2 separate regions of the Homo sapiens genome follow, and region 2 is linked to region 1. The links are chromatin contacts, found by Hi-C or POLR2A ChIA-PET in ENCODE. All regions are on one chromosome and are shown on one strand. The core of a region is the stretch at or near the end of the contact, and the rest is flanking DNA. Distances in the headings are between cores, read along the strand shown.

Region 1 (4,216 bases), core at 1,688-4,187:
AATAAAAATCCCAGACCAGCGTTTCATTGGCTGGATCTTGCTCAAATGCCCGCCTCTCTGCCCAATCTTAGACTCTGGTTGGCTGGGTCTGGATCATTTGTCCACTGTAAACCAATCCCTAGCTTATGGTTTGCTGGATCTAGCACACATTTTCTTTCTTAAAAGAAAATTGAGAATGTTACCCTATGAAAGGGACGGGTGCTGGTCAGGCAGCTTTGCAGATGTTTCCCACATGACATGATTGCTTGTGGGCCTCTGGTTTAGCGTGACCTTTTTCTCAAAGGAAGTCCAGAGCCTGGAGCCGCGTCTCAGCCCCACCCAAGCCCGGGAAATGTGCAACGCTGTGGCTCCACCCCCTGTGCCTGTCCATCAAGGCAGAGCCCACATCCAATTGGTCCGTCTGCTCCATTAGAAGGCGGTCCTATAGCTCAGTAACTGACTTCTTTCTAAGACCAAATGGAGCAGCTGGCATGAAGTCATTATCAAATTGATCTTTCTTGGAGACACAGGATTTGGCAATATTTTAGGAAACAGAACTTTATCCTCACCAGATCTCGACGCTCATTTCTCAACATTCAAGTTGTCTGAAATTTAACCACATATTTTTAACCAAAACATCATCACTTTCTGCACATAAGACAGTCTTATACTTGTTTTTTCTTCTTTTCTTCTTCCTTCCTTCCTTCTTTCTTCTTTCTTCTTTTTTCTTTTTTTTTTTTTTTTTTTGACGGAGTTTTGCTCTTGTTGCCCAGGCTGGAGTGCAATGGCGCGATCTCGGCTCACTGCAACCTCCACCTCCCGGGTTCAAGTGATTCTCCTGTCTCAGCCTCCCGAGTGGCTGAGATTACAGGCGCCTGCCACCACGCCCAGTTAATTTTTGCATTTTTAGTAGAGACAGGGTTTTATCATATTGGTCAGGCTGGTGTCTCTAACTCCTGACCTCAGGTGATCCGCCCGCCTCAGACTCCCAAAGTGCTGTGATTACAGGCGTGAGCCACCACACCTGGCCAGAAAAAAATAAAAATAAAAATGTATGCCTGTAATCCCAGCACTTTGGGAGACCAAGGCTGGAGGATCAGTTGAACCCAGGAGATCAAGACCAGCCTGGACGGCATATTGAGACCCTCATCTCTACAAAAAATAAGAAAAATTAGACTGGGCCACGGTGGCTGATGCTTGTAATCCCAGCACTTTGGGAGGCCAAGGCGGGTAGATCACGTGAAGTCAGGAGTTCGAGACCAGCCTGACCAACATGGGGAAACCCCGTCTCTACTAAAAATACAAAATTAGCCGGGGGTGGTGGTGCATGCCTGTAATCCCAGCTACTTGGGAGGCTGAGGCAGGAGAATGACTTGAACCTGGGATGCGGAGGTTGCAGTGAGCTGAGATAGCGTCATTGCACTCCAGCCTGGGTGACAAGCACAAAACTCCATCTCAAAAAAGGAGAAAAATTAGCCAGGTGAAGTCGTGCCCACCTGTAATTTCAGCTACTCGGGAAGCCGAGGACGAAGGATTACTTGAGCCAGGGAGGTCAAAGCTGCAGTGAGCCATGATCACGCTGCTGCACCCCGGCCTGGGCAACAGAGTGAAACCCTGTCTCAAAAAAAAATTATTAAAAAACATTTAAAGAGACAGGGTCTTGCTATGTTGCTCACGCTGGTCTCAAACTCCTGGCCTCAAATGATCCTCCTACCTCAGCCTCCTGGGTAGCTGGGACTACAGAGCGAGCCACCATACCCAGCTACTTTGTGCCTTTTGTAACCCCAGTTTTCAAGATCAGATAAACACAAAGTGAACTAAGACACCTTCTAGACAGAGTGCGGGCATGTGAACGCATGCTTGTGTCTATTTTTCTGAGTGTCACAATGCAAATAGTATGCAAATGAGTTTGTGATGTGTGTCCGTGTGCAGACCTGTGTGTGTACATGTGTGAGAGAGAGTATCTGGGTAGATAAGCAGATGGATGGATGAGAATGAGAAACCTGGAGTTTCCAGGTGCAGAGGAAACTGTTCCTCCAGGGTTCTTTTTTGAGACAGAGTTTCCCTCTTGTCACCCATTCTGGAGTGCAATGGTGTGATCTCCGCTCACTGCAGCCTCCGCCTCCCAGGTTTAAGCGATTCTCCTGCCTCAGCCTCCTGAGTAGCTAGGATTACAGGCGCTCGCCACCACGCCCAGCTAATTTTTGTATTTTTAGTAGAGACGGGGTTTCACCATGTTAGCCAGGCTGGTTTCAAACTCCTGACCTCAGATGATCCACCCACCTCAGCCTCCCAGAGTGCTGGGATTACAGGCGTGAGCCACCGCACCCAGCCTCCTCCAGGGTTGTATAAAAGCAGGGGATTTGGGGAGGGAGGGAAGGATGTGGGTCTGTCCTCAGTCCCAGATGTGGGTGTGGCGTTCCAGTGGTTAGTTCCCGTTGCCTCACATCTGTGCTTTTCCTCCACGGGGACTTGTAGAAGTAGAAGAACTTCTTGGGGGTGGAGCTGAGGGGTGGAGCTGAGGCTGGAGGGAGGAAGGTGTGGGGGGACCCAGGGGTCCTGTCTCCAAGCCTGGTTGCTCTTACGCGAAAAGTTGGGACACTGAGGTGTCACAGCTTCTCTTTTGAAATGGAGAGGAGGTAGGAGGGTGAGGTCCATCCAGGTAGACACAGACACACACAGAGACCACAGCTTCCTGTAACATTTCCGAGTGTCGAATTCCATCTCCCGGTCTAGAGGTTTTTCTTCTTGGTCCTTCCTGAGACCTCTTGGCTCCCAAGAGCCTCTTGATCGGGGCAGGAATGAGGGTGCCCCAGGGTGCGAGAGTCGTGGATCCCTGAAAAGAGGAGGCTGCTCCCCCTCTTTCTTCCCCCCACCTCCAGATTTCCTCATCTGCCCACACCTTCCGGTGGGCGGGGACGTGTATGGACAAATTTGCGGGCTGGGGACCATGGAAGTGGAGGAAATCTACAAGCACCAGGAAGTCAAGATGCAAGCACCAGCCTTCAGGGACAAGAAACAGGGGGTCTCAGCCAAGAATCAAGGTTAGGGAACTCGAGGTGGAAGGGAGGGGTTAAGAAGGAGAGATTGGGGGGCCGGGGGCTTTTGCTCATGTCTGTAATCCTAGCACTTTGGGAGGCTGAGGCGGGAGGATTGCGTGAGCCCTGGAGGTGGAGACTGGCCTGGGCAACATAGGGAGACTCTGTCTGTAAAAAATAAAAATAAAAAAAGAAGGAGAGTTCAGATGGGAGAGGTAAGGGGTCAAAGGTGGGGGCCGGGGGCTCCTTCCCCTCCAAGATGTGTGGATGTGTGTGTGGATGTGTGTGTGGTGTGATCACTCAAACTCTCACACACCCGCTCCACTTAACCAAAAAGCAGATTTTAGCTTCTCACTCCTTATCTTTCACCCCCTACAATTTATTGAGTGCAAAGGGTTGGGTAAAACAAGATCCCGGATCCACTCTCCACACCACAGAGCTCTGAGCAGATCTCCAACCCCTCCCAGGTGCCCATGACCCAGACTATGAGAATATCACCTTGGCCTTCAAAAATCAGGACCATGCAAAGGGTGGTCATTCACGACCCACGAGCCAAGGTGAGCAGACACCCACCTGCTCACATCCCATCACCTTGGGAAGGGGCAGGTGGGCGGGCAACTGCAGGGCCCCCGGGGCTGCGTGGAAGGGAGGAAGCGATGGGGAAGGAAGAGGTGACAGCTGTTGACGTGCTAATGAGGTCTGTTGATGATGACAATGTTGGGGAATGCTGGAGAGGGGGTCTGTGATGGTGACGGTGTTAGATCGCTGAGGGTGGCTGGTGGTGGCAGTGTTGTTGACGATGATGACAAGCTGCATGACCACAGCTGCTGATGGTTTTGAGAGGAGCGAGGTGTCCATGGTGTTAGAGACAGTGAGGATGGTTTGAGTGGTGGTGCTGGCCCCTCAAGGTCACTTTGCTGCCTCTTTGCTCCAGTCCCAGCCCAGTGCAGGCCGCCCTCAGACTCCACCCAGGTCCCCTGCTGGTTGTACAGAGCCATCCTGAGCCTGTACATCCTCCTGGCCCTGGCCTTTGTCCTCTGCATCATCCTGTCAGCCTTCATCATGGTGAAGAGTGAGTACTTCTTGGGAGGAGGGTGCTGGGGGGCCTAGACTTTCTCCCTTGTCCTTCTCTCTCTCTCTCCCTGGGTGCTTCAAGGATTTTCCTGCCCCTCCTGAACAGATGCTGAGATGTCCAAGGA
Region 2 (4,147 bases), core at 1,372-3,871, 2.4 Mb after region 1:
CCCTACCTCAGTTACATGTGATTTATGTTTTTTGGATTAATCTGGATTTTATAATTAGAAATAAAAATGTAAGGCTGGGCGCGGTGGCTCACGCCTGTAATCCCAGCACTTTGGGAGGCCAAGGTGGGCAGATCACGAGGTCAGCAATTCGAGACCAGCCTGGCCAAGATGGTGAAACCCCGTCTCTACTAAAAATACAAAAATTTGCCGGGTGTGGTGGCCCATGCCTGTAATCCCAGCTACTCAGGAGGCTGAGGCAGGAGAATCGCTTGAACCCGGGGGGCGGAGGTTGCAGTGAGCCACTGCACTCCAGCCTGGGCGACAGAGTAAGACTCTGTCTCAAAAAAAAAAAAAAAAAAAAGAAAAGAAATAAAAATGTAAGATTTTGAGTCCACATAATTATTTGTTGAAAATAATACAAGTCAGTATAATAGAGAAGCATTCATATATTCAACACTGTGAGACAAAACACCAGAGACCTTGGATTTGATAATTGATCTGATATCCTGGACAGTATTCATATGTACAGTGATAGCTATCTTTCTTTGGTGTTTTTTTTGTTTTGTTTGTGTGTGTGGTGTGTGTGTGTGTGTGTGTGTGTGTGTGTAGTTTTATGGTTCTGAGTTGGTGGCCAGTAAGTTCCATGTAGTGTTGGCACTTATTTAATTAACTATTCATGATTTTGTTAATAGCTTGTTATAGAATTCAGGCATATATTTTTCAGCATAAGAAGCCAAGCACACCAGCTTGTCATTGGAGAGAATATATTAAGTGAGAAAAACATTCAGGAATCAGAGCTTTAACATGTTAAAGTTAGTGCTAAACATTGTCATATTGGATCTGAACCTATCCTAATATATAACCATAAAGCTTGACTTCTGCATTGGAACTATGCTTTCATAAATAAAGGATATCTCATTGATTAAAAAAAATTTTTAAAAAGACACAGCTGGAAACATAACAGTTTCAGGCAACAACTGTATGTTCCAAATATGGTCACACACACATCACAACTTAAAGGGAAATGGGGTGGGCTGAGTGGGTCTTTATCTGTGTGTCAGGCTTGTCCACATCCTGGTTCTTGTGATCACACAGTAGTGCACAGATACAAAACAGGTACACACAGTTGACACCCGGAAACCTATCCACCGCACCACAGAGGTCACCGTCTGTCTCCCACACACTCGGTCACATTTTCACACAAGTCAAATCACACGAGGACGGAACTGGGGGAAGTAACCATGCAGTCATTTCCCAGGGGTACAAAGAAACTCACATAGAGCCCCACAGAGCCCAGGCCCAGGGTCTGAGACCTGTCCAAAGGCCCCACCGACGACCAGCCACACGCCGGGAGAGTCACCTCCTTCCCCTGGTCTGCACCATCCTGAGCTCCCGAGTAACTCGAGTGGACTCCAGGGTTGAAAAAGGAAATGGTCGTCCCAGATCTGAGAGAGGCTGCCAGGCTGGGCTCTGGGCCTGGGTTGGGGCCCCCACACTGGGCCCCTCGGCCCCCCACCCTCAGCCCCCTCTGGCTTCCCCATTGGCAGTAGAGAGGGAGGGAACTTCATAAGTCACAGAGAGGGGCTGAAGAATACAGAGAGTCAGACAGATGGAGATGGGAGAGGCATAGGGAGATGGGAGAGACATAGGGAGATGGCAGAGAAAGGGAGAGACGGGGAGATGGGGAGAGACAGAGAGAGATGGGAAGATGGGGAGAGACCACAGGGAGGCAGATGAGAAGAAAGAAACAGGGATGGGGCCAGACACAGAGAAAGGAAACTTCTTTAGTTTCCATCTTCAGTTATAAATGATGAAAGAGACAACTGATGACAGAGACAAAGTTACAAGAGGGAGAAAGAGACAGGGGGAAGACGAGGGGGAGGGGAGACACATCTGGGGGAGAGGAGGAAGAATTGGGGTGCCAGAGAGAGCAAGGAGGGAGAGGAGGCCGATGGGGGAGGAGAGAGTAATGTTCAGCCCAGTGAGGGGGTGTCCCTTTCCCCCACTGCAAGGTTTTGGGGAAGAAGCCAGAGGCCTGAGGCCAAGACTGAGGCTTTGAGCGGAAAGAAGGAGGGGGCGAGTTATTCACGAAACGCCCGCCTTGCCCTGAGTTTCCAGAAGGTGATGTGGAGTTTCCATCCCTCAGCCTGTCTGCAGACAGGGGTACCCGGGGAGGACAGCTGGCCCAGAGGAGTTGCGAGACTAAAGTGAATGATTGCCACAGTCATTCCCTCCGGTGGCTTCTCCCCAAGTACTTGGCGCCAGAGCGCCCAACATTGTGCATACATGGTCGCTCCTAATTCGTGGGCCCGGGGGACATTATCAGCCTTACTTTGGGATATTTTAGGAGCCTCGGAATGCAGAAAGTGGTTTTAGCCCAGCTGGAGGAAATGGGCCGAAGCGGGATTCGAACCGGCGGATTCGTTTCTCTGCAGCCCGGAGCCGCGTAGCCCCGCCCCGGTCTCCCTAGAAACAGGCACCCGTGTCTCCATAGCAACCGCTCCATCTGATTGCCCCTCCCCGCTCCCAGAGGCCACCTAGTGCGCAGGCCCGCCTGATGTCGTCCCACGCCGTGCCGGCTCTCAGGCGCCGGAAGTGAGCTGCGCAGCGCCGGAAGCGGCGGACGCAGGAGGCCTCGTGGAGGACACAGCAGCATGGGACAGTCAGGGAGGGTAAGGCCCGGCAGCTTGGGAGGCAGGTGGCGCAGGTGGGGTCCCGGCCGAGGTCGCGGCGCTGACCCTTTGTCTCTCGTCGCCGCAGTCCCGGCACCAGAAGCGCGCCCGCGCCCAGGCGCAGCTCCGCAACCTCGAGGCCTATGCCGCGAACCCGCACTCGTTCGTGTTCACGCGAGGCTGCACGGGTCGCAACATCCGGCAGCTCAGCCTGGACGTGCGGCGGGTCATGGAGCCGCTCACTGCCAGCCGTCTGCAGGTTTGTACCCCACCCCCAGCCCGCCTCCACCCACCCTCGGCCTAGTCTTCGTAGCTGCAGTAATGGCTCCCGCTGTAAAACTGTGGGAGGACTTAAGTCTCCCCAGCTGGAAAAAAAGACCCTCATGGGGAGCATCATTTCTGCCTTTCAGGGCTTTTGCTGGGCTGGAGTGAGGGCGCGCAGCTTGGGAGATAGATAGTCGCCTAAGCCTGACAGTTAAGACTGGAATCTGGAGCCGGGCGTGGTGGCTCATGCCTGTATTCCCAGCATTTGGGGATGCTGATGCGGGAGGATCACTTGAGCCCAGGAATTCGAGACCAGCCTGAGCAGCATGGTGAAACCCCGTCTTTACAAAAAATAGAAAAATTAGTCGGATATGGTGTTGCGTGCCTGTAGTCCCGGCTACTCGGGAGGCTGAGGTGGGAGGATTCCTTGAGCCCAGGAAATTAAGGCTGTAGTGAATCGGGATCGTGCCACTTCACTCCAGTCTGGGCGACCGGAGGAGACCGTGTTAGAAAAAAAAAGACTAGAATCTGGAGGCAGCAAAGCAGGGTTGGAAACTGACTTCTCCCCAGTATCTGATGCAAGTTACTTAACCTCTCTGGGCCTGAGTTCGCTCATTTGTCAATGGGAAGATGCGCTGTGAGCAAGAGACAGAGTTAGAACTCAAATCTGCGTCCGACTGACTCTAAAGGCTAAGATCCTTTTGCTCCTCTGGGCTTGTTGAAAGGGTCAGATGCAAGACAGACCATAACAGGATCTGCACCGTCAGCTTATAGTTGTCACAACAAGGGATAAGCTATGTTTTCTTTTTTTCTTTTTGTCATTTCCAGGTTCGTAAGAAGAACTCGCTGAAGGACTGCGTGGCAGTGGCTGGGCCCCTCGGGGTCACACACTTTCTGATCCTGAGCAAAACAGAGACCAATGTCTACTTTGTGAGTAGACGCCCTCACCCTTCATCTCCCCCAGACCCCCCCTTCCCCTATCTCTCATGATGAACACATATGCCTCTGAGCTGCTGTGATTTCTGGCTTCAAAGTAAACGCTCTGAAGAAGAGATGGGGCAAAGGTGCCTACTCCGGGCACCTCTGCTAGACCCCTCCAGAGTCACTGATCTTTTCTTCTCCTGCAGAAGCTGATGCGCCTCCCAGGAGGCCCCACCTTGACCTTCCAGGTCAAGAAGGTGAGAGGGGTGGAGGTGGTACAAAGCCATGTG

The links. A loop is a pair of places that touch in the nucleus more often than their neighbours do. ChIA-PET counts read pairs that join two places held with the same protein, here RNA polymerase II (POLR2A).
Region 2: a loop to region 1 is called in a map of transverse colon, with 19 times the contacts of the local background. The contact joins the promoter of PPAN-P2RY11 here to the promoter of MCEMP1 in region 1. A Hi-C loop is called at or near these places in 1 of 168 maps with a recorded cell type or tissue (transverse colon). POLR2A ChIA-PET finds 5 or more read pairs at or near these places in 1 of 52 experiments (IMR-90).

The regions. Positions count from the first base shown.
Region 1 is chr19:7,674,153-7,678,368 of GRCh38, forward strand. It overlaps MCEMP1 (mast cell expressed membrane protein 1), which reads left to right and starts at 2,938. Exons shown (of 7, transcript NM_174918.3): 1 at 2,938-3,023; 2 at 3,485-3,574; 3 at 3,952-4,089; 4 at 4,198-4,216. The coding sequence starts at 2,969. RefSeq lists an enhancer at 3,905-3,974.
Region 2 is chr19:10,103,741-10,107,887 of GRCh38, forward strand. It overlaps PPAN-P2RY11 (PPAN-P2RY11 readthrough), which reads left to right and starts at 2,622. Exons shown (of 13, transcript NM_001198690.2): 1 at 2,622-2,672; 2 at 2,761-2,931; 3 at 3,765-3,866; 4 at 4,064-4,114. The coding sequence starts at 2,655. It overlaps PPAN (peter pan homolog), which reads left to right and starts at 2,622. Exons shown (of 12, transcript NM_020230.7): 1 at 2,622-2,672; 2 at 2,761-2,931; 3 at 3,765-3,866; 4 at 4,064-4,114. The coding sequence starts at 2,655. SNORD105 (small nucleolar RNA, C/D box 105) reads left to right here and starts at 3,911; the gene lies at 3,911-3,995. It also overlaps a transcript of ANGPTL6 not described here. RefSeq lists enhancers at 2,259-2,902, 2,499-2,548 and a silencer at 2,769-2,818.